3 separate regions of the Mus musculus genome follow, and regions 1 and 3 are each linked to region 2. A link is a loop called in an ENCODE intact Hi-C map of the cell type or tissue named here. Cell type or tissue: left cerebral cortex. All regions are shown on one strand.

Region 1 (8,000 bases), 440 kb after region 2:
CATCTCCTGTTTCCTGTCTCCCAAGGGTTCTGTTCTCAACCGACCTCACCACCTTTTCCTTTTAAATGTGCTCTCTCTCTCTCTCTCTCTCTCTCTCTCTCTCTCTTTCCTTTCCTTCATACACTATTCTGAAATCCTGTCTTTTTTATATATCCTTCCTAAAGCAAATTAATAAATCAACTCTAGAAAGAAAAGACTTCTCCTCCTTTGGGCCCTGCCTTCCAGCCTGAGTATGGCTTCAGCCCACTCCCTCTTATCTGCCTCCCACAGTGTCCCCAGAAGGGAGGGGCCTGAGGACTGGACATGAAGGGCAGAGAGAAGCTGGCCGGACCCTTTCAAAGCCAAGCTTCCAAAATGGTTTCCTCCAGACACAGGCGGCATCTTCCTGTCTCCCTGTCCTTCCTAAAGCCCTAACTCCAGACCCTGCCCCCTCAAAAAGCCACATCTCTCTGCCAGAGCAAAGACTGCCTTCTGCAGGACCCAAAGAATAATTTGAGAGGCTTTCTCCACTCCCTCCCACCCAAAAGAGAATAAAACTCTAGGTCAGTCATCCCTTCCTCAGAATACTGCAGAATCCCCCTACTCCATCCTCATTCAGAGCTGCCACGCTCAGGCCTTCTCCCTAGGAGGCCCTGCTCATGGGGGAGCTACTGCAGGGAGACAGCGACACCTACAGGTAGAGCTGCACACAGCAAGCCTGTCACTCCCCAGAGCTGGGAGGGGCGGGGGGGGGGGGTGAGGGGGATCATTCCCAGTTGGAAACAGCAAAGGAGATGAAAGGGAGTTGGCCTCCCGATGGAGGAGGCTCCAATTACAGCAAAGGAAAATTTCTTCTCTTGCTGACCAAAACCCTGGCCCAGAACAGAAAGAGCGGAAGGATGTAACCACACTGAAACAAGACAAGTCGTAGAAACCCCCATACAAAGTGGAAGTTGCTGAAAGCAAGGTCTGCCCAGGCACTAGCCTGAGATGTGTCCTCCACTACAGCTGAGGTAGCAGCTTTCTTTCAAGGCTTCAGCAGATTCCTGCATCCCTTTACAGGACTCTAGTGCCTCTGGGCCACCCAGGAACAGCTGAACTACCACGCCCCCAACTCGCACCTGTCAGCTGCTCTCAGGCAGCCAGCCAGCTCTGCATTCTCTCTGACTTTGTCCCGGGGTTCCATAGGACTTCACCTTCCACCTGATTGAGCTAAAGGTTTAACTGCCCAAGCGGAACACAGAATGGGACATGCTGGCACTCTGGCTGGGTCTTCTATGGGCTCAGAACTTACACGAGTTTAAAGTCAGTCTTGGCCTGCCCTGCAGCTGAAGCCAAAATCTCCCTTGATATCCTTAACACAAGCCTTTACTGGCTCCCACACCAGTCTCAAAGGGCTTCCTCATCCTGTCAACTGATGTTCATGAAGGGCAAGAATAGTTTCTGCAGAGGACCAGGACATCCTTTTGATCATTGTCCCTATCTCTGGGACTCGGCTTCAGAACTCCCAGAATCAACCAAGCCCAAGCAGAGAAGGGAAACACAGTAACCGGGAGAGGCTAGCCAAGAATCAGAAGAAAAGGCTACCTTCGTGGCCTGGAGGAAGAAAACCTGGAATTATCAAGAATAGACAGTGTGGACCAGTTCCAGGGAGTGCCAGGGAGGGGAAGGCAGAGGTCCACATTGCCCTCCTGTGTCTACAGTCCCCTCAACAGCCAGAATGTGCTAGAATACCACGGGGGGCCTGGTGCTCTGCCCACTCTGTTTCCTCTCTCCATGGCATCCTATGCCAACCTTGGAAATCTGGATGGTTGGGTTTAAAAGCCCTTTCTCTATAAGGTAAGTCCTCTGACATTAGGTCTCACTCAGAACCTTTGAGAAAGGCATCTGAAGGGGGCGGGACATGGCCCCAGCCAAACTGCTGATTTGAGACTGAAATCCCAAACTGCTAAGGAACCGCCACACTAAACAGACTTTCCAAGTGGTTCCCAACTATATAGTCATCTAGCCAGGAAAAGGCTTTTGGATTTAAGTTTCCTTCACACCATTCATCCCAGCCTGTCAGAGCTTTTCAGACTCCCCTGGCCTGCCATTCCCTTGAACCCTTTGCCCTGATTTGGAGAGGGACTTTTTGAGGGATAGGGGACTGAAGGGGCATAACTCAAGGAGGCATCAGGCAACCCCCTCCTCCTCCACTTTCCATTTCAGCCCTTGGGGAGCAGGCAGTGGCGGACATCTCTGCTCTCGGCTCATAATCTCTACACACATACGTGCAAATACGTGTACACACCCATTATGGGCAGGACGCCCATTGCCACATCTGAGGAGAACTGACTCCTCAGCTAGGATCACCCAATGTGCAACATGGGGTCTGATACTGGAGGGTATTGTGCTCATATACCACTGCCCCTCAGAGGGGGGCCCCTATACTTGGAAGCATGCATCCTTTATGAGGGAGGGGTGTAACTCAACAGCAGGCAATCTGGCCACTTTTTACCTGAAATGCAATGCTTTCTTCTTCGCTCTGATCATTCTAAGACCCTAGAAAGCTACGTTTTCAGACCATTAATGAAGATAAGGTCAAATTTTGTGACAGTTCATTCAGAATGAGAGTTCACTTCCCCCAAGGCTGCTGGAAAGGGATGAAAGTGAGCCCAGAGCATCTTCTACCCTCCTACCCTGTCCCTCCCACCCACAGGGTTACTGACATGTGGAGAAAGCAAGTATGGTGAAGGCCACACCCCAGGGCAGGGCTATGTCCCCTGGGAATGCATAGCTGGGAGGTAGAAAGTCTGTGAGCAAGCAAAGATACAGCCAATATCTATTCACCCTGACTACAAATCCCCTACAATCTGGAGGGCACTTCTTAGACCATGCATATCTTCCATAAGCAAAGGCTACCTCCCTGTCTGGGCTATCCAGAGCCCTTTTCTGCTGAAGGTAAAGGTGATTTCTTGATCCCTGCTTGGTAGCCAGTTCATTCTGGTCTACCAACAAGCAGAACAGCACCTGGACTAAAAGCAGATGTCACACACACACACACACACACACACACACACACAAACACACACATTTTCCAGAATTCCCTACCAGTAACCTTGCCTGGGAACCCTGGGTCCACACATAGCCTTTAGCTTTGAAAGCATCTTTTCTTTACCTGTAAACTATTCCTAGACCTTGCTTCCCAAGCAGCTGAGATTTTACAAAGTATAAGGGGAGGTGGGGAGGCGCCTGCTGGAGCTCAGAACCACTGGGCAGCCGCTCCTCCCTGTCACAGAGGGAGGGGGCTTATGGGGTGAGCAGTAAGTGGTCTTTGTTAAGATCTGTTTTCTCCCTTTTCCTGCATTCCCCCGCACCATCTTCTTTCCAAGGAGCAAACTTTGGCCTCCTCTTTCCCGTGTCACATGCCCTAGGCCCCTGGGTTGTTGCTCTTGAAGGCCTTGAACACCCATTTGCAAGCCTGAGCTCCACCTACCCATCTGGCTTGGAAAGGGAGGCCGTGGGTAGGGAGAAACTTGCAAAGTGCTACAGAGAGTGGAGAGATAGGGTGCGTTCCTGAGACTGATTGGCAAGTAGGAGGTGACTACAAGGACTCCCCGCAAACGTCCAAACCAAGACCTCCTGCCGAAACCCACTGACTCTGAGAGCCTTCCAGAAAGGAGGGGCAGGCTTGATAGCGTCCCGCCAGCCTCTCCCCATCCTTCCTTTCATTCACACCAACAGTTGCATTTTTTTCCTTCCTAAGTTGTTGCAAATTGAACCCATTATTTTGAGGGAAATGAGCGCTATCACGGCCTGCAAGTAAGAGTGTGTGTCGGGGTGTGTGCGCGCGCGCGGCACGGGAGTGCGTGCGGAGATGGTTTGAATGTTGGAAGTCTCCTTCTCGGTCCTCCGCGCAACCAGCTAGCCGCTGCACAGCTCCCTCCTCTAGAGCCTCCCAGGCAGTTCGGCTCCCCGGAGCCCCAGGCCCGGGCTCCCAGCCTGGCGCGATCTCCCGGTGTCTCCCACGGCGCCCTGCTTGCAGCCCCCAAGCCCACCCCCGCATGCCCAGCTTCCAGTGGGCGACTGAACGCGCGCAGCCCCTTGTGACCCCCAGACTCGCCACCTGCAGGTACTCACCTAAAAAGAAGAAGAGGCAGAAGGCGTTTGCCAAGATCATGTTAAATAAATCCCACAGTTTTGTGTGTATGTGTCTTTCTCCCTTAGGTTTAAAAAATAAAAATAAAATAACAACGGTAATAATAACAGCCAAGCAATGATAACGACCCCCAAATCCAATGCGGAGATCCCGCCAGGCGGCCGCCGGTTGAAGATCCCGAGTCCAGGGATTCTCGCTGCTGGCTGGAGGGGGAGGGGTGGGAGGCGGGCGGTGGGCTGCCTCTCGACGTCCCCCCCTTGCCACTGAAATCAAACACACGTAGCTATGTGTCTGGCTGCCTTCTAAGCCAACAGCCTGGTCCTGAGGTCAGCCCAGCCCTTCGCTCTCGCGGCCGGGAAGGCGCGAGTCCCCGTGGGTCCAATTCCCCTGCACTTCCCAGGAGGGGACTGGAGAGGTGGGGGCGAGGCGATCTGAAAGTGAAGGACTGGAAGAAAGCAGCGAGGGAGGGGGGTCAGAATAAATGCAAATAGGAAAGAAATCCACCGACGGATGGGAGCAATCCAGTAGAGCTTCTAGGACGGGAGACCAGAGTCGCTTCTTTGGCACCAAGACGAAGAAAAAGATTCAAAATAAAAAAAAAAAAATCTTCTCCCGCTATCCCTTGCTTCGGCTCACTTTTTCTAATGGAATTCCAGTGCCGGTGTGCCTGTGCTTGCGTGTGTCTTTCCTCCCTTCCTCTCTCCCTCTCCTCTCCTCTCCTCTCCTCTCCCTCGCTCTCGCTCTTTGCTCTCGATCTCCGCTCTCCCTCACTCTCCCTCTCTCTCTCTCTTCCCCTCCCTACTCCCTCTCTCCCTGCTCCTCCCTCCGCCCGCCTGCTCCCTCCCTCCCCCTTCGCGGCTTCCTCGCCTAGGCTCTCGCGCCTCGCCCCTCTCCTCTGCTCGGGGCTCAGCGCCCCGGCTCCCTGGCGGCTGGCGGCGCAGCGCGCGGGAGCGCGGCGGAGCAGCTACACTCTGCAGCAGCAGTGGTAGCGACTCGGCGGTGATGGAAGCTACACCGGAGTGGCGCTGGCGCCCAGGAACACTGGCCTAGGGGTGAGCTCCACCGCTGGCTCCCTCGGCTCAACTGCCCGCCCTTGGGACCAGCCTGCTGCCTTGGCCGGAAAACCGACTAGATCCCCCGGCCAGTGTCCACGCTCAAACCAACGAAGCCTCCCGCCCCCTCCTCTCCATGCAATGTCTCATCCTGGCTAGGTGAAGGCTTGCGTTCTCCAAGTGCTCCTGCCCCTGCACTGGACCCCCAGAGCCATGAGGTTTCGGAAGCCTGAACGAGGTTAGGGAGACACTGAGGCCCGGGTGCTGGAGCCATCCTAGAGGCATGGGGGCAGGGCAGTAGAAAAACCCAGGCGTGGTGGTCCAGGTCTGAAAAAGAGAGCACCACTCTGCAAGCTGATGTATTCCTTGTGGGGAGCCGTTCTGAGAGTCTTCCCAAAAGCACTAGGGAACCCAAAGACGCCCTTGTAGGCCAACCCTATCTCCCTGGGTCTAACCCCGCGCTCCTATTCGTGTGTTCTGCATGCAGAGCTCAAGAACTTTTACCGCACACTAGTGACTCGCTTGCCACCCCACCCCGCGCGCGCTCCCCAACACACAGGCACACACACCAGCTCTGCAGCCATTCCAGACACCTCTTCCCCAGTTGGTCTCTCCTCCCCTGGACCAGAGAGAAGATTGTCTAGGGGTCCCAACTTCCTCCTCCAAGGCCAGTGAACCAGCCAGAACTGCGCGGGAAAAATCCAGCCCGGGTTGACACCCCACCCTACTGGGGAGCCCCAAAACAAGGGACACTCAGGCCTCTGCTTCACACCCCCTCCCCGCACACAGAGATCTCCTGGACTCCCTAGAGCTAGTCGGGGAACTAAGGCCACTCCCGGTTCCCGAAGCTGAGGGTGGAGACCCTTCCGGATGGAGACTCCTCCCCAAGCCGGGAAGGGGGACAATTTATCCATCTGTCTTTGGCCCCAGCTCACCGGCGTAATTTAGTCATAGAATTTACAATAAAAGCCCAGAAGCCCCGAAAAAAGAAGCGTCTGGCTGGAGAAGGGTTGAAGGCGAAGTGAGGTTGCTGACCGAGGTGGCAGGGCGGCAGACAGGCAGTACACATGTCTCAGCGCCCTCGGGATCATACAGCCCACGCACACCCGGCACCCTAGTTCCACGCTTTTCTCTGACACACCTTCGGCTGCCCTGGCATTTCGCACTCCTATGTCTTGCATGCGACTCCCGGAGCCAGGTTTAGGCGATGCTTCGTCAACTTTCCACGTTGCCAAAAAAAAAAAAAAAAAAAAAAAAAAAGCTGTCACCATCTCAAGCTTATTTGGGAGTGTCTTCTAAAATACATTGTTAAATATTAAGGCGGTGGAATAAAGGAAGTGGTAGTGTGTTTAGTGTGAAGAGAGGGGGTCACTCACAAAACCAGCAGCCTTAGCTGCTAGTGGGAAAGCTAGAGGGAGCAACTTCCATCTTGTGGATTTAGGCGGGAAGGCACAGAACAGGCGTTTCATCTGGCCATTGGGAGACAACGATCCTAGACCCTACACCCAAAAATAACACCACTGTGACAGCTGGGTAGGGGAGAGTTCCAACGAAAAGTGCCTAAGCAGCAGCAGGGGAGCGTTGGCTTCTCTCGTCAATCCTCCATCCCTCTGCTGTTTTTTACTTCCCAGAGTCCCCTAGGTTCTTTTCAAACATTGGGGAACTTACACATCTGATGTAGGTTAGAAGATGAAAAGCAGTGAGATATACCTCTAGAAACTCTTAGCCCAGAAGCCAGAGGCTGGATGCTTCACCACTAAATATATTAAGCCTCTTCCACTCACTCACCTACTTCCTGGCCCTTCTGTAGATCCAGGTGTTACCCCACCTCCCTTAAAGGCCTCTCCTTCAAAATTAATGCTAAGCAATCCCGCCATTACTCAGACCTTACCTTCGGTTAGCCTTAGTTGAGTACTAGGGGGAGAGGGTTCTGGGAGAAAAAAAAAAAAAAAAAGCTAAGTGGGCTGAGAAAGCCATAGAAGACAGCCAAGGATATGCTCTGCTGAGTTCCCATGGGAACAGAGTCAGGGGATTCTGGTAGTAGGAGGTGAGTGACTTGTGATGCTTCAGGCCTTCAGGACCACCCAGGCCTCACAAAGGACAATGGGAAATATTCGCTACCCCCTGTTGACACTATGGGACATATTTACCTTGAACCCTCTTCCCTCCTATCCGCACCAAGATCCACCACCCTCTGCCAACTGTCAGTCTAAGCTACTGTTCGATGGATAGGGCACACACTGTCTGTTTGCCAAGATCTGCTGAGAAGAACCTACTAGGCAGAGGGCAATTTAATTTAATCTCTCTGGGCCTCAATTAGCTCATGCAGAAAATGGGGGATGTTTCTTAAAACCTGATTTGTAGAGATTAGACAGCACACTGCACCCAAAGCTGCTGACAGAATGCCTGGCTCACCCCTTTCCTCCTGGGCCCAGAGTGTGAATGAGGTTACAGGAGGCTACAGGAGCTAAGAGCAATGAGAAGCAGAGATTGGACAATAGCGAGGTTTCAAGGGAAGCAGAAAGTGCTCTCTAGAAAATGGGAGAAGCTCTTGTAAGAGTAAGTTATGGGGGAATGTGGTGCCCTTTGGGAGATGGGACATGATGCACTTTCACACCTAAGATACCCTGTGTTCTTTTCTGCTCTCGTGGACCTCACCTTGCTGCATCTCTGCTCACACAGGGCCCACCCCCTGAACACAGACGGAGCAGAGCATCAGAGCATCATAACGATTGAGGGTGGGGGGAGGGCACATGAAACTTTGTGCCTTCTCTCCTTTGTCTTGTGGAGAAGGTTCCCTCAAGAGCAAGGAGGAAGGGGAGGCACAGAGT
Region 2 (8,000 bases):
TGTGGCTTAAGCCTAGGAATATACTCTAGTGGGAGATTCTCCCAGAGGACACCACCACCACCTCTGGCAGCAGCAGCATCTTAGACAGCACACACCTTTCAAAGGAAAGTTGGGTGGGCGTGCATCCTTACACCTTGCAGCTTTCAATAAGAAAGGCCTCGCCCATAGCACATCTTTCCTGTTCCAGTGCACACTGTGGAAGTTCACAGCTCATCTTTGAATGCACTAATCTCTCGAACAATTATAGCTGATTGGTTTGCACTTAACTTGTTGCTCTTCTTCAAATGCTCCCCACACTTACCATTTTTCAACTCCATAGTTTGTTCCTGATTCTCAGAAGAAACCTAGACTAAAACGGCAAGCAGACTACAACCTGAAGGCTTCGCTGTCTTGGAAAGTCATCTCCCAAACATGCCATCCCACTACTTCTGGATTTGGCCTCACTCGAATACTAGACTATGAGCAGATTCTCAGCCAGAATGTAGTATGAGCAGCCTTGAGTTTGGCTGCCAGTGATGCTCTTCTCCCCATTCATCAGAGGCCCCATGAAGTCAGTCTGTACTGTCTTCAGCTCTAATGGCATTCTGATATTCCACAACCCCACTAAAATTAACAGTTAAGAGACTCTTGGCATTCTAGAGCTCCTACATTCATACTTACAAACTTTTTCACGTTCTTCCAACACACTAATTTCAATTATTTTTATATTAGTCACTTTTCTCATTGCCATAATGCATACCTGGCAGAAAAGCTTAAAGGAAGAAGGATTTCTTTTTGACTCAAGGGTTCAGAAAGTTCTATTCAGCACTGCAGGCACATCAGCAGGCCTTAGTCTACTGACTTGTAGAAGATAGCTCATGTGGAAGCAGCCCAGGAATCTAAGAGCATTAGACAGAGCCAGATGGGCGAACTCTTTAAAGATTGACCCTGAATGATCTATTTTCAACAACTAGGTCCCACCTCCTAGGCCTCAAGATCTTCAAATATCACCACAACCAGGAGATGGAGTATTCAAAACAGGAACCTGAAAGAAACTTTTCAGATTCAAACCAAGCCAACATTCCTCCTGTGTATGGTATCCCTGGGTTGGGCTACTAGAAACCATCCCTTGAACCCAAGCCCATGGGAATTATCCAAATGAGTGCATTCTAAACAGCGCCCTCCCTTGTCTTCCTTTTTCCGTGGCAATCACAGGTATGGTTCTAGTCTACACTTCCTTCTGAGCCTTCTTGGATCACCTTGCCAATGGCTGATGCGCCCTCTGTGGCCTTGCCTGGTATGTATGACAACTCCTCGTTAGGGCCTAGGAGTGTAATAAACATATCCCTCCTAAGACTATTTCTCCGTCCTTCCTGTGGCCACATCAACTTTACCATATCTAACATAGAAATTCCCAGAGCAACAACTATTCTAATTCATTACCAAATAAGCACCTAGTCTCATGCTTAATGAGCCATTCCGTGCAGTGTTTAGACGGGCTCGGTGGAATTATGGAGTATCCTATCATTAAACTGGGAAATTAGCAAGAAGAATGAAGTTGAAGGTCAGGGCAGTATGGCTGCTGGATGGGGTATTGGGTCTGGGGGCCTCTGGCTAGTGAGAAATCTCTTTAGAAAGGAAGTGAAAAGGGGTAGTGGTATGTGGTGACTCTGGACATAGGTTCTCTGAGTGTGAAACCCTAATCTCCCCTTTCAAGCTGTTTCTCTCAAAACAGGAGAAATGGGTCTGGTGATCCCATCTAAATCAAGACAGGCAAGAGTGCAAGCATTAAGTGTAACATTCTGCAGAGCATTCAGTATAACAACTTGTAAGCACTCGCTCAGTAGTGGGCTTCCTACTCCTTACAAATGAAAATGAGCTAAGAGTAGCCCCTACACTGGAGACTGCAGCAGTCTGGAAACTGCTCAGCCTAGTATCTTGTGATCACATGATATGATCTCTGCATTGGTGACAACAGAAGTGGACATTTCTCCACACAGCACAGACCTTTGTGTGTGGATTCCAGCCAGCAATATCCAGAAGTAAGAGTGACCTAGGGAGTGGGAAGGCTCACTGACCAGGGCACCTGGCATAGTCTTCACTCTAGGAATTCCCATTTAAGGTCTAGAAGCACTGAGTGCTTCCTGTCCATCCTAGACTCCATCCTAGGAAAGTTGTCCTTCCCAGTCAAACTGCTACAGCTGAACCACCATTCTGCATCCTCCACATTGGATTTGATTCCATAGATTGCTTGCCCTAAAAGGTTGAAATTACAGTGTTCATATTGCGATAAAAGTCCTTGCCTTAGCGCTCCTGTTATTTGTTAAAATGCGTAATAGCCGTCTCTAAGAACCTGGCATTAGAGATAGAGAGGGCACACTGGGCCCTGGCTGCCAGCAGTAATTGATTCATCTCTGAGTTAGGAGAGGTGGCTGTGTGTCTTGAGTATAAGGTCCCAGAATTGGGGATGGAAGGAAGGGTTATGAATTTGCACATTGTGACAAATCACCTATCCAAAAAATACAAAAAGGGCCCTGCCAAACCTAAGTGTCAGAGAGACATTACACATGCAGCCCATTTGCAGCCATTTGACCAGGATGACACTCAGGAATGTCTGTCACCAGAGTAGCCTATCTCCCATCTCCCTCAGAATGGGTCTACCTGGTTTGCTGTGTCCATATCGCAACATGGACACTCTTTGGAAAGTAATCTGATGCTCTAAACTCCCCCATCAAACTGCTTAATTCTGTCATGTCTCACTAAGAAGTGTAGCTTACTAATAATCAAATTTCAATTTTGGAGCTCAAGAGTTCAGATTTTGCCCTTACCAAGAAGGAAACCTCTGAGATGTTATCCAACCCCATGCGGTCAACCCTAAATGCATATAAATATGAGCAACACTTAACTTACTTAGCAGTAGATGTGTGTTTGTGCATGCCTCTGTGTGTGTGTGTGTGTGTGTGTGTGTGTGTGTGTGTGTGTGTAGGCCATGAAGTTCAAAGAGAGTTGGTGTGATGCTGGAGGAGCTGCAGAAGGGAAAATGGGTGGGAATAATACAAATATTCATGTATGAAATGATCAGAAAATTATTAAGCAAACATAAAAAGTGAGTTCGGGAGAGATTTGGGAGCAGGAGCAGACTAGCCATCCAAAACAACTCAGACCTCCCTAGCTGAGAGTGCTCAATACTCAACCCCCTTGGTTTATTTATCCAACTCTGCTCCCCACAGGGCCTGTGCAGAAGCAAAACTCAAGTCTGTTTGGAAGAAGGAAGAGTGTTTTTATTTTTAGAGTTCAGTGCATGATTCCCCTTCACCCTCAACCAACAGAACTACTAGAATGTCAATGGTGTGAATGGCACCATTTCAGGTGAAGGATCCCAAGCAAGCTCACTGCTCACCTGAGCTCTAGCTGTGCACCGAACGATCTGCAGAACCAGGTGTATGTGGTCCTCCCAAGTGTGCAAGACTAGGAAGCTCTCATCCAACATGGGTCGCCGAGAGCTGGGAGTACACCAGCAATGCTTTGCTTGCCTCACATTCTCCCTGAAACTCGTTTAGTAGAGAAACAAATAGACAACATTTCCTTCACCCTGCTTTCCCTGCTAACTGGCATGACTTAAGTACTAAGGGCAAGTCAGGAGTGCTCAAAAGAAAACAAAAAAAGAATTCCAAAAGAGCTCTGGGCACAAAGACAGCTTTAAAAGACAGCATTCATGGCTCATCTTTTTTAGTAACTGGGTGACTCACCCTCGTCCACATAAAGCAGAGAACCTTAATGTTACAGCCTGCTTTGAAGAAGAGCTGCCTCTGTTGAGTTCAAAGAGAATAAAAAACTAGGTCAGTTGCCCAGGGTTTTTAAAGAAGAAAAAGGAAACACACACACACAAACACACACACACACACACACACACACACACACACACACACACACACACACACACACATGTTTCCAATGAAGCCACCATTGTCTTGGTTCCTAACCAAATAAAATAAATAAACTAGTAGGTTTTGAATTTATATCAAAGTAGAAGCCTGAATGCCCAAGAAACACGAGTTATTTAAGCTACTTGTGCTGTGACTCCCTCCCTGTTTCCCTCTGGCTCAGTGTGTGGGAACATTCTCGGCCTAAGGAACAGGAAGAGGGAGGATCATTTCCTGATGTGCTGGTGTCAGCCTCCATCTTCCCTCAGGGCCAGTCCTGGGACATGGTTACTCACAGAATCAGCAACTAATCTCTTTTTGTCCCTTATCCATGCACTTACACGTCAAATGCTCATATTCTGACTTAGGAGGCAGTTCTATTTCAAAACCACTCTGGGACTCAGAGGAAGCACACCCCTATGGATGGTGACCATGTTCTCATGAAAAGCCCCAGGCCAGTCACTGGCTTCAGAGTGTCTCACTTCTGTCCGTTTTGCAATTAGGTTGAAAGCAATATAATTTTCCTCCATTGGCCAAGGACCTGCTAACTGTCATGACTTAAATACAGAATCTGGGGTCTAAGTTGATCTTCTTCCTGCTCAGATTCTTTCTACATGACTCTAGGTCCATTCCTGGAGTCACCTAGCTGGTGGCGTCCATATCCAGCTGCATGAATCAACCCTCTAGCATATTTCTTTCCCATTACTTGCATCCAGTAGAATTTCCCCATGGGTTACCTTTCACTAGATTCTGAGCTCCATGGATGGAAGTGATAACATCTGACTAATGTTTTAAATGAAATTGTCTTTCTTGAACTAGAGTCCAAAAGATTAAATGCAGGTGATCCCTATAAGACCATCTAAAAGGGGTAGATAGGAAAGTGCTCATCTGCCCCCAAATTCCCCCATGTTCACCAGAGAGCAAGTTTGTTGAGTCTATGAATACATAGCTTAGCTAGTCCTCCATATTTTGCAACAATGCCAAATCTATTTGGCCATGGAGAACCTTCTGCCTCACTGACATGTTTCTGGTCCCTGAGCTCTTGCAATCAGACCAGGTTCCATCAGAAACCAGTATTTTCCAGGAAAAAGTCAGTAAAGGATCTACAATCAACCTGGGAATGTATTAGAAACTAGTATTGACAGGAAGTCAGAATTGCCATGGGGCATGAGAAAGCTTAAGGGAAAGACCAGTGCCATCTGAACCAGGCAAGTTCAGAGAAAAGCAGCCCCTTCCAGAAACTGTGTGTAGAGAGAGGTAGACTGGACTTAGCACCATCCCCGCAGAATGCAGTCAGATGGGTCAGTCTCTAGAACAGAGAGGCAGAGCCAGTATGGCAGGAGTGCCTTTCCTTCTAAGGACTCTGAGATGTACAGTGATGATGGCGTGCCTGTCCATGCTATCACTTGGAGCTTCTAAAGTCAGTTATTTTGTCCCCATGTCACCATTGCCTTAATGAATGGCACTGAGGCTATGGATAACAATGACAGTTCTCATCTGGAATGACTCAAATCAATGCTATTTTATTAAATAACTACTATGTGGCATACAATTGCAAGGAGATAAATAAAATATTTTGCTATCCAAGATTTCCAAATTCATGATTTGGTTGGCAAAATAAGTGGTTGTGTTGAGAAGAAAATAATAGCTCCTGTTCTTTGTTTGGAGCCCACCCAGGTAGTCACATCTAATAGAAAAGCAATAGACTTGGGTCAAGCCATCTGCTATGGTTTGAATAAGTTTTTCCCCAAGACCCAAGTATCAAAGGCTTGGTCAAAGCTTGGAAAAAATGAAAGGAAGCAGAAGACTCTAAATGGTGAGACATGATGGGAGATTTTACATCATTGCTTTATGAGGAGATTATGTGGTGATTCTGTCTCTTCTTGATTGCTTCCTGGCCACCAAGAGGTGAGCAGCTTCCTCTTCTGTGCATCCCTACCTTGATGTGATGCTTCATCACAGGCACAAAAGCTACAAGGTCAAATGACAATGGACTAAAACCTCCAAATCTGTGAACCAAAGCAAACCTATTATCTTCTTAAGTTGATTATCTCAGGCGTGTTGTTACAGTAACAGAAAGCCTACGAGTGCACCACTGGAATCTCTTCCTGGCTTTGTCACCCCCCTGATGTATAACCTGACACTGCATTTCTCCTCAGGACGCCAACTCCTTTAGAAGAGGAGGCAGACCCCAGGGACCGCTAGAAGTAGGCCCTCTGCCTCTGTGAACCTCTCAATGGCAGACAGAGAATCTGTCTGGTTCTGAACCTGGGTGGTCCTGAGTTCCACAGAGCAATATGGTCTGCTGTGGTCAGAGAGGCTCCAGTGAGGGAATGTGTGTTGATCTGAGCACAGAAGCAGTGTATATGGGAAGGGCTGCTGCCAAATGGGCTGCTACCAGCCAAGTTGCAAGTGCCAGATGGATCTTGTCCAAACAAAGGGGCAGCAGGCCACAGCTCCAAAGAGGTATAAAACTAGGGCACAGGTAACAGGAGCATCTGTGGGGGCTGGCAGAAGGGAAGTAGTTGTCACAGGCAGATGCTATGTACAACTGAAACCCAAAATGTGTTTTCCCTCCCTTAGCTAAACTGGAAAAGTGAGACCCTCAGAAATCAGATAAGAGCCAATTCCAGGTAGTTAACTCAAGAATCAAGTGCCCTCTAGCTGTGTTTCTAAACCACTTAACAGGTTAAGTTACTCTCTAGCTTATAAGACTTCCAAGGGTCCCTCTGCCTGTGGGAATAAGTCTAAACCCCTTAGTGTGACACAATCTAATCCAATCTCTCACAGTAAGGCCTGTCAATGCTGCACCGGGCAAGTTGCTGGCTGGCTATACTCACTGTTACCAAGATGAGCCTCTCTGTCTATACCACGGTTGCTCATTCACCCAAAGACTTACAAGGCACGTATTGAGCACCAACTCTCTGTTATATCTCATGCCCCAGTTTGAATATGAAACGTCCCTCACAGTCTTATATGTTAATTACTACATTTCCAGCTGGGGATGCTATTTTGGGAGGTGGGCTTGATTTCTCAAGTCTTACTTCTTCCAGTTTAGCTGACTGGGGAAAATAACAAGTTTGGGGCTCCAGGGAGAGGCAGGTTCTTAATTTGACAGGAACACACTCTGTTGCTTGTGACTCCCAGACTCACTATGCCCAGTTCCTGTAACTAAAGAAAGTAGATTCCAGAGTATCAAGTCTTTGAAAGTAATGATTCATCCCCAGTCCCCTCCATTCCCTCTGCTTCCTGTCTGCCATGAACTGAAGCATCTCTCAGCTGTGTACTTCTGCCATCGCAGTGTTCTGTCCAAGTGAATGAGGCCAAGCAACCTGGAACTGAGCCCCATGAGTCACGAGCCAAGTAAGTAATATCTCCTTTAAAAAGAAAGAAGAGAGATGGAGGTAGATGATTCACTCAGTAAAGACCTTGCTGTGCAAGCAAGGGGAGCCTGAGTGTGGATCCTCCACACCCACACAAACAGCCAGGCATAGTATGGGTATCTATAATCCTCTCTCTGGGGAAGTAGAACAAGAAGATCCCTGCAGCTTGCAAACCAGCTAGTCTTGTCCAGGCAATAATATCCAGGCTTAGTGAGAGATTTTGTCTCCAAAAGAAATAATGGAAAGTAAGCCAGGGAGTGTAGGCACTTATAGCCAAGCCTGAGTCTGATCCCAAGGTCCACATGGTAGAAGGATAGACTCCCATATTTTTGTCCTTTGACCTTCACGTGAGCACTATACCACATGTACTTACACACACATCAGCAAAGATGAAGAAAGAAAGAAAGAAAGAAAGAAAGAAAGAAAGGAAGGAAGAAAGAAAGAAAGAGAAAGAGAAAAGAAAAGAGAAAAAGAGAGAAAAGAAAGACAGAAAGAAAAGAGGGAGAAAGAGAGAGAGAAAAGAAAGAAAGACAGGAAGAGAAAAGAGAGAGAGAAAGAACAAAAGAAAGGAAGAAAGAAAGAAAGGAAGGAAAAAGGAAAGAAAGAAAGAAAGAAAGAAAGAGAAAGAGAGAAAAGAGAAAAAGAGACAAAAGAAAGACAGAAAGAAAAGAGAGAGAAAGAAAGAAAGAGAGAGAGAGAAAAGAAAGAAAGACAG
Region 3 (8,000 bases), 160 kb before region 2:
CTCTTCCTTCCATGACACCCCAGACGTGCTCAAGAAGAGCATGTTTGTGGAGCCCAGTAACTATGCACAGGCACACAGTGGAGTAGCATTTAAAGGGACATCACTCCCTAGAATGTGTCTAAGGAGCTGAGTCTATAATCCATCAATGATGTGTAACAAACTGGTTTGTGGAGTGAAATGACTATTCTCTCTGGTTAAATAGTACACATTATTTTAGAAGAAGGGAAGCTTCAGTATTCTCATAGCTTGTAACATTGGGGCTAGAAGCATTGCCAAGTACTATAATGAGTGTGGACAATTTGATCCATCATTTCATCTAGATATCAAAATGGTCCATATTTTAGCACATTTCATCTACCTTACATGTCTGCAACTTTATCTTATGTCTACTTAACACTTATGCATTTCTTTTATTGTGTCTCCCATAACCATAAAGGCCTTATTGGAAGCAACAAAGGCATATGTTAGAAACTGTCTCTTCCCCTTCAGATCCCTTGTAGCTGAATCATGAATGATAAGATCACGATTCATCTTTGCTGACTTTAATATATGCTTAGGACTAGATGTGTGTAAAGGTTCTAACAGTGTTTCCATAAATCCTTTGGGTCCTCCAATTACACATGGTCTATTGCTCATTTGTCCCAGGAACTGTCTGCTGTGGATCCCACTGGTTCATTGAGATTTCCCATGGTGCAATGAGAAAAAAATTAGTGATCAGGTGTGAAAGGCAGAATTCTCATTTAACATAGATTATCGACTTCTTCCTCTTAAGTGTCCCACTTACATAATCCTAAGATGCTGATCCACTTTCCATCATAAAACTAGAGGAGAGCTATAATGTGCCCAGCACAGCATCTGTCACAAGCGGCTGCTCAATTTGTGGCAGCTAATTTTTTTGTAGGGTTTTTATTATAAGAATTAAAAGACTTACTATTCATTTGATTATGGTTTGCGTTTTCTTGAAAGCCTTTAGCCTGGATTCCAGGGAATGAAAAGGGAAAGAACAAAAAAATAATGCTCCTTTGAAACAGACAAACCAGAGCAACGACCTCACAAATTTCATCCTAAGTGTTTGGATTTCACACCAAGAGAGTAATGAGGGTGACACCTGGACCACGGGGAGAAGCGGGCCTCTTGGGTTAACATCATTCTGCTTCATTCACACCGTTGTTAGTCTCACTTTTGAAGTATGTAGTGACACTAATTGGCACATAACAAGGAAGAACTTGGCAAGCAGGTGTGGTAAGATATCCTAAGATGTGGGTGGGAACTGTGTCTGAGAACAATAGGCTTATAATAATACTTTAGAAGTGGCTCTGGGATGTCAAATGGACAAGGACATAGAAACCCAAAAATTCAGCAAGAATAACTCAGGATCAAATCCACTGGCAATGCCTCAGTCCTTTTTTCTGTTTCTCAGTCATTATTTTTCTGTGGCAGAGTGCACTGACATAAGCAACTTAATGAAGAAAGGGTTTCTTTGCCTCGCAGTTTGAGGGTATTGCTTGATCTAAGCCCCCCACAGCAATGCCTACAGATGGGCATAGGTCTTCACAGGTATGTGTAGAAGCTTATTTCCTAAGTGATTACATCAACCAGCACAGGGACCAAAGAGGTCAAAGAAAATCAAGCTACAATTCCACCACCCCATCCATCACATCCCACCTTCTAGAATCAGGATTGCACACACAATGGGATGGTTCACTTATCTCACTGAGTGCAGAAACACCAGTGTACATTGAACATGTTTATGGGACCATTGAATCAATGAGAAAACCAACTCCAGGTGTAGCCTGAGTCTTCTTGAGACAAGGAAATGTCCAGGTCAAATATCCCAGGCTACCTGAGCCTGTGGTCCCAAGACAGCCACACACACACACACACACACACACACACACACACACACACGTTATCTCTCTGCTTGAGTAGGGGAAATGCCCAGAAAAATTCTCAAAACACCCTGACTCAGAAATTTAGTGAATAGAAAACAAATCCTTCCAAGAGGGGTCAGAGAACACAGGTGTTATTAAAGTCGGCTTGGCCTAAGTTCCCTGCCTCCTTTTGACAAGCTTGCCTTCAATTAAAAAGTCAAATTTGACTGTCATCCCAGTATCTGGGGATGGAGCAAGCCATCCATAAAATACCTTGTGTTTGCATAATAATTTTATGCTTTTTTAAGTGCTTATCAATGCTGGTCCATTTTCACCTCATGACAACTCGGCAGAGCATGCGGAGCTAGAGAAGCAGTCACTGGGGACGTGTCACCTGAATTCAGACCAAAGCCTTGTCTCTCCCCAGTGACGATCTTGGAGGAATGGTTAACCTTCCAGAGCCCCCAAATCACCCTCTCTATGGTACTAGTTACTTTTATGTCTGTGATAAAACTTTGGGTCTTGTGTTTCATCATTCATGGTGGAAAGGCAGTTCAGAGAAATCCCCTTATGGCCACAGGGCTATGTAGCAGAGACTTTTCATATTCCAGCAGCCCAGGATGAACGGAGCAAGGCAGGAGGTGAGGCCAGAGATACTTCTAAAGAAAGGTTCACATCTCATGACCCACTTGTTAGGCTCCTCCTCCTAAAGATTTTGTAGCCTCTCAGATTAGTGCTACAAGCTGAGGAGGTGGCACTCCAATTGCAGGCCTGTGAGGGACACTCTGCACTCAAATTGTAACATCTGGAATTGGCACAGTACTAATCCATGCATCTCTGGCTGTTTGTGAAGAAAACAAGTGAATTGACGTATGAAACAGTTATAATAATATCTGATAGACATAAGAACCTGAAAAGTACCTTAGCCTTTGGTGTCACAGGTCTTGCCTTAAAGCTGTTTCTGAACATTTAGACAATTACCACTAACTAAGAATTCATCTAAACCCTGTCTCATTTTCTTACTTACAAAAGGGCCCCTATCCCTCCCCAGTTCAGCGATCTTCTAATAGATGCAGGAAGGAATGAACTGAGGGAAGCCTCTTATGCAACAGAAAGATATGGTTTATGAAGAATACCTCCCTCCTTATTATCCTCCAAAGATACATAGATCTGACACTACCATCCTACTGGCTCCTACTCTCTTCTGGGAGGACAAGTACTATTTAACAAAACCTAAAAGGGAACTGCTGCTAACTGTGATTTACGACAAAGCCTTTGCATCCTCCACTCCCTCCAGGATAAGTCCAGCCCCAAGTGAAGGAAAAAACGGACTGAGGTTTCCAGGTACCACCTGTCTATGGAGGTGGGACATCTACACAGAGAGATGCACCCAGCAGTGTTCTGAGAAGCAGAACTATCAGCCAGCCTTCTCTGACAGCTACAAATTCCTCCAGCCCTGGAGTGTGTCACAACCTGTCAAAAGATCAGTTTGATGTTTACAGTCCAAGATGAGGAAAGGGGCAGTGAAGCAAAGCAGGCACAGTGACATCTGCAGCCTTCTGCCAAGGAGCTGGCGGGGCTGAGGGAGGGAGGGAGGGAGGGAGGGAGGGAGGGAGGGAGGGAGGGAGGGAGGGAGGGAGAGGGGAGCAGCTAGTACCTAACATTTCTTCTGCATTTTGTCTGATGCTGTGTTTTACCCAAGCCCTGGAGCATGCACAGGGCAAACCAAGTCAGAGAGAACTGAATTCTGAACAACTCGAGGATAATAGAACCTGGCTTCAACTTTTCTGAAGGATTTTCCTGAAGATCAGGCAAGCAGACCATCTCTGATCCCTCCCCATTTCTGCCATGCACTGGAATCCCTCTAATATTTCAAGTATTCTAAGGCTCCACATGATGCCTTATTTGAAAAAATGAGTTTCTTCTATTATAGTTATATGCTAATGCTTATAAAACCCAAAGCCCGAGATGAAATCCATGGTGGCAATGTGTTCTGCCCAAGTTGGTTACTTCTCTGACATGACTACAAAGCCCTTCCATGAGACCCCTGACTTTTTTCATTTTTTTTTTGCTCCTCTACCAAATATTTTTATACAAATACATTAAGCTAGCTACTAGACAATCAAATGGTTTCAGACACAGTTAGTGGAAACCACTGCAGAAGTATCTAGAAGAAAAGAAGGGCCAATCTGGCCTGAACTAGTTTCAAGTGCTTGCACAGTAAGTCAAAACTATATCCTCCAGTAACATTTCAGGGACAATCAATTATTTACCATATAATGCCCATACATAATTGGGTATGCATATGATTAATCAAAGGCATTATGGGAAGGAGCTTGCACAGTAGAAAAATGATTATATAACCTATCCATCAATAAAAATAGAGAAGCACCCAAACTATTCCCCTTTGTACCAACCCCTCCTTCTCAGTCTAACTATTTTAAATATACATATGTCCCAAATATTGAATGAGACACGCATGTGCTATAAAAGCCATTTGTTGCTTATGTGAGAGTCTAGTTTAACTCGAAGCCCGTGTTTTTATTTGCTAAATTTGGCCATGCTAGGAGGATGGCAGGTGGAACATGGAGGTGGAGTAGGAAGAAGAAAAGAAAGTAGGGAGAAATAGACAAGCGACAGCTTCCTTTGTGTGCAGGAATGGAGACAAATTAGGCAACACAAGTATAACTGGCCCCAGATAATGTATGCTGTCCAGCAGAATAGTTGAATTTCCATTGTTCCGAGGTTTAGAAGGGTTGAATGACTCGCCCAAAGTCACAAGATTTTGACAGGTCCAAGATTATAGGCCAAGCAGGACTGGATCTCAAATTTCTCTTCTCTGGGATTTCATTCCTGGTGTCCCCGATGACCAGCCAACTTCCTCTCAGGACCATCTTCGGTGTTAAACCAATATAACTTTCTGTAGTCATGGAAACACTTGACATTCCACTCTGCCGAATGATAGTTTGGCGTTCCTGCAGCTACTGGGCACTTGAAGTGAATGTGGCTAGAGATATTTAAGAACTATTGTTTTCATTTGATGTTCATGTGCAATCATTATGACTCTAAAGGCCACACGTTGCTAATGGTCACTTTGTGGGAAGCCCAAGCCGTTGCTCCTGGCCAGACAGCCCTGCCAGCTGCTCCAGGGCCTGGATATAGCATCTCCTGGGTGGACCTCCAAATCACAATGGAACATTTGGAAGTCACCTTCATTCTCCTCCTTATTTCTAGGATGGCAAATCAAAAAAAGTAGGGCAGGATAAAGCAACCAGGACCTAAGGCTACTCTGAAACAAAATGAGCTAGACTAGCACAAGGAAATCAAAACTCAGTGAACCCCAGTACAGACAAAAACACCCATAGCTCCCCATTTAGCCTGAACCCCATTTCTAAATGTCCACCAGAATAAGAAGAAGGGAAAGGTAATCCCAGGAAACGCCATAAAATTCTAAAAGACCAAAGAAAAAGGACCATTCTAGTACAAATTCTTGCTGAGTGCACTTCTCCATGACCTTGGAATTATAATTGCATCAGCCCTTACTATCAACACACCCGAGTAATTATAGTTAGCTATGGCTTCCCACTGAAATTGGATATTAACTTTTTATCATGGCCACTCAGAACAGCATGGACACAACCTCAGCATTAGGGAAGCCTGGAGTCTTCCATAGAAGGTCAGCAATCTCCAGGACCTCCTTTGGGGCAGCTGGGCCTCATCAGCCTTCCTACCGACTACCATATGTGCTCATCCTGTCTTGATTATATCCTGCCTAGGAGCATCCTGAAAAGGAAAGGGGCCCTGAAATTCAGTCCAACCTCACCAGCTAAGCCCTGCATCACAGAACAGGTTTTATTAACTCAGAACCACTACCTCCATCCACAGCACCGAATGACTTCGCACCCCATGTTGCTCTTTTCTGAGGTTCCGTTTCTTTTATTATAAGATAGGGAAGAGAAAGCTTACCTACTCTGTCATCTTCATAAGGACGCTGTAAGAAGCAGATGAGGTCATGGCTTCAAAAGTACTTTCTATTCTCCACAGCCTACATGAACATCAGGCTTTAATTGTTTGGCTGGCTCTCAACCCAGGAGTCCTCTGGGAGGCCGAGCTACTCATCTCTCCCCGGCCCACCAAGCTTGCCCTGGCACTCACAGGTTGTCACGCTCCATCCTCAGCACTCAACAAATCTGCAAATCCCATGTGAGCGCTCATGAACTGTTGCAATTGGGGAAATATACATTTATATGTTAATTTTTCTGACTTCTGAAAGTGTGTGCGCATACATTGTCTCATTTGAACTTCACGGTCACTGTGTAATTTGTAGGGAAGACACAATGCCCACTTTGCAGGAAAGGGAACAAATTCAGAGGTTTGGAAAGCCTCCTTGAATTGAATAAACTTAACTGTATGCCTCTGTGAGAGAGATGGGGGTGGGAGTTTGTCTACCAAATGTGTGCTGGAGTCCAATAAGCACCCAGGAATCGAATAAAATTTGAGTAACAAAGAAGTGTCCAAATATTTTGAAGCCATTTCTTGACAGCCTCAAACCTGGACTCACACAGCACTGGACACCACCACCATACCAGGAAGACCCATTTATGAAGTCAAGGTTAAGTTAGGTTTTCTGGGCTGCCTGGTCTCTTAGACATGCTGGGAAACAATCTAAGGGATTATATTTATTTCACACAGTAGAAACTCAGACTCAAGCAAAGGTTGAGCTGCAAGCTGGCAAGAGTCTAAAGTTATTTTCCTTGTCACTATGACAGAATGCCCAACATGAACAACTTAGAACAAAGAATAGTCTAGTTTGGGGATATAGTTTTTCAGAGAGTTCAGTCCATGATCGCTTGGCACATGCACTTGGGTAAAACAAGAAAGGAAAGCCGGGTGATGACGGCACAGGCCTTTAATCCCAGCACTTGGGAGGCAGAGGCAGGAGGATTTCTGAGTTCGAGGCCAGCCTGGTCTACAGAGTGAGTTACAGGACAGCCAAGGCTATACAGAGAAACCCTGTCTCTAAAACAAACAAACAAACAAACAAACAAACAAACAAAAACGGAAGACAAAATGTGGGAGAGGAAGTTTTTTTCCTTCCTGGCCTACCAGGAGGCAGAGAAAGAAGAGAACTGGAGACCCAGTAGAAGCTTCCATGGTGAGCACTCAGACACATGACTTCTCTGGCTACTACCCACTTCACAAAAATTTCTACAGTCTCCCAAAATATGCCTGCCATCAGCTGAACTAAACCTTCAACATGTGAGTTTGTAGGGGAAAATTACAGATTCATACCGGAACAGAAGACAAACTCACATATGACCCCACCCACAAGTGGCTAGATTAGGGAGCCAACCTGGGATTTTTGCTTTGTGGGATCCCTGAAGCTTTCTCCACAGTAGATAAATAAATAGGATTTCTATGGCTATAAACATGATGAAAATTGCCCAGCAAATCTATTTTCAAGACAACCCCCCAAACAGATCATATTAAAATCTCCCAACAGGGGCTCAGTTGTGAAAGTGAAGGTTAAAAAAGAAAAAAAAAAAAAAAAAGCTCCCAAGTCAGATTGTGTGTAAAGTGTTTTCCCCTAGAGGACATGGTACAGAGATGGTTTTAATTAACTGTGCATTTCATTTAAGCTTAGCAGGCGTGTTATTGTACATTAAATAAATACCAGTTGGTTATTAGAACATATTTACTTCTAACTCAACAGCAACAATAGGTTGTAGATACAGATTTCCATTAAACCACAGTCTGGTACATTTATGCTAGATAATTGATTGTTCTGTATTCAAGATATAATAACTGCTTTATTAAATTAAGAAATGTTCCTCTTTTCGTAATTTATAGCACACAAATACTATCACTTAGCTAGTCTGTCCTTTGCTCCCAACAAGGAGAAACAAAAGCAGAGGTCCTAGAATTTGTGAGTTTGACTCCCAGCGACAGCTTGAACAAATGCAGATTCTCTGCCCCCTTTCTATCTGAGAGAGTGGCTATAGCATCAGGAAACCAGGGAACTGAGTTTGAACGACAAATAATTATTCTAAATGTCTTATGGGACAGGTTTATACTAAACAATTATTGTTTATTCAGGATTCAAATCTAACTGAGCATCCTGAATTTTGT

What was found. Peaks named below come from ENCODE experiments on the same cell type or tissue, not always from the same donor. Only the 100,000 strongest peaks of a DNase experiment are listed, where the experiment ranks them.
Region 1: a loop joins it to region 2, with 12 times the contacts of the local background. A loop is called at or near these places in 2 of 42 quality-filtered maps.
Region 3: it touches region 2 in a loop (2.4-fold over the local background); 2 of 42 quality-filtered maps call a loop at or near these places.

What each region holds. Positions count from the first base shown.
Region 1 is chr14:70,886,993-70,894,992 of GRCm38, reverse strand. Gfra2 (glial cell line derived neurotrophic factor family receptor alpha 2) reads right to left here and starts at 4,886. Exons shown (of 9, transcript NM_008115.3): 1 at 4,099-4,886. The coding sequence starts at 4,138. In left cerebral cortex, CTCF peaks have their summits at 662 (motif pointing left) and 5,053; DNase peaks (open chromatin) are centred at 4,986, 5,688, 5,923, 6,259 and 8 more places; H3K4me3 peaks cover 6,221 bases; H3K27ac peaks cover 3,318 bases.
Region 2 is chr14:71,326,143-71,334,142 of GRCm38, reverse strand. No RefSeq gene overlaps it. Among named protein-coding and RNA genes, the nearest start is that of Gm4251, 79 kb to the right of the region's middle. In left cerebral cortex, no CTCF peak of the experiment used is centred here; DNase peaks (open chromatin) are centred at 3,707, 4,064 and 7,258; H3K27ac peaks cover 1,429 bases.
Region 3 is chr14:71,483,210-71,491,209 of GRCm38, reverse strand. No RefSeq gene overlaps it. Among named protein-coding and RNA genes, the nearest start is that of 4930429C20Rik, 66 kb to the right of the region's middle. In left cerebral cortex, no CTCF peak of the experiment used is centred here; DNase peaks (open chromatin) are centred at 902, 4,075, 4,428 and 4,780.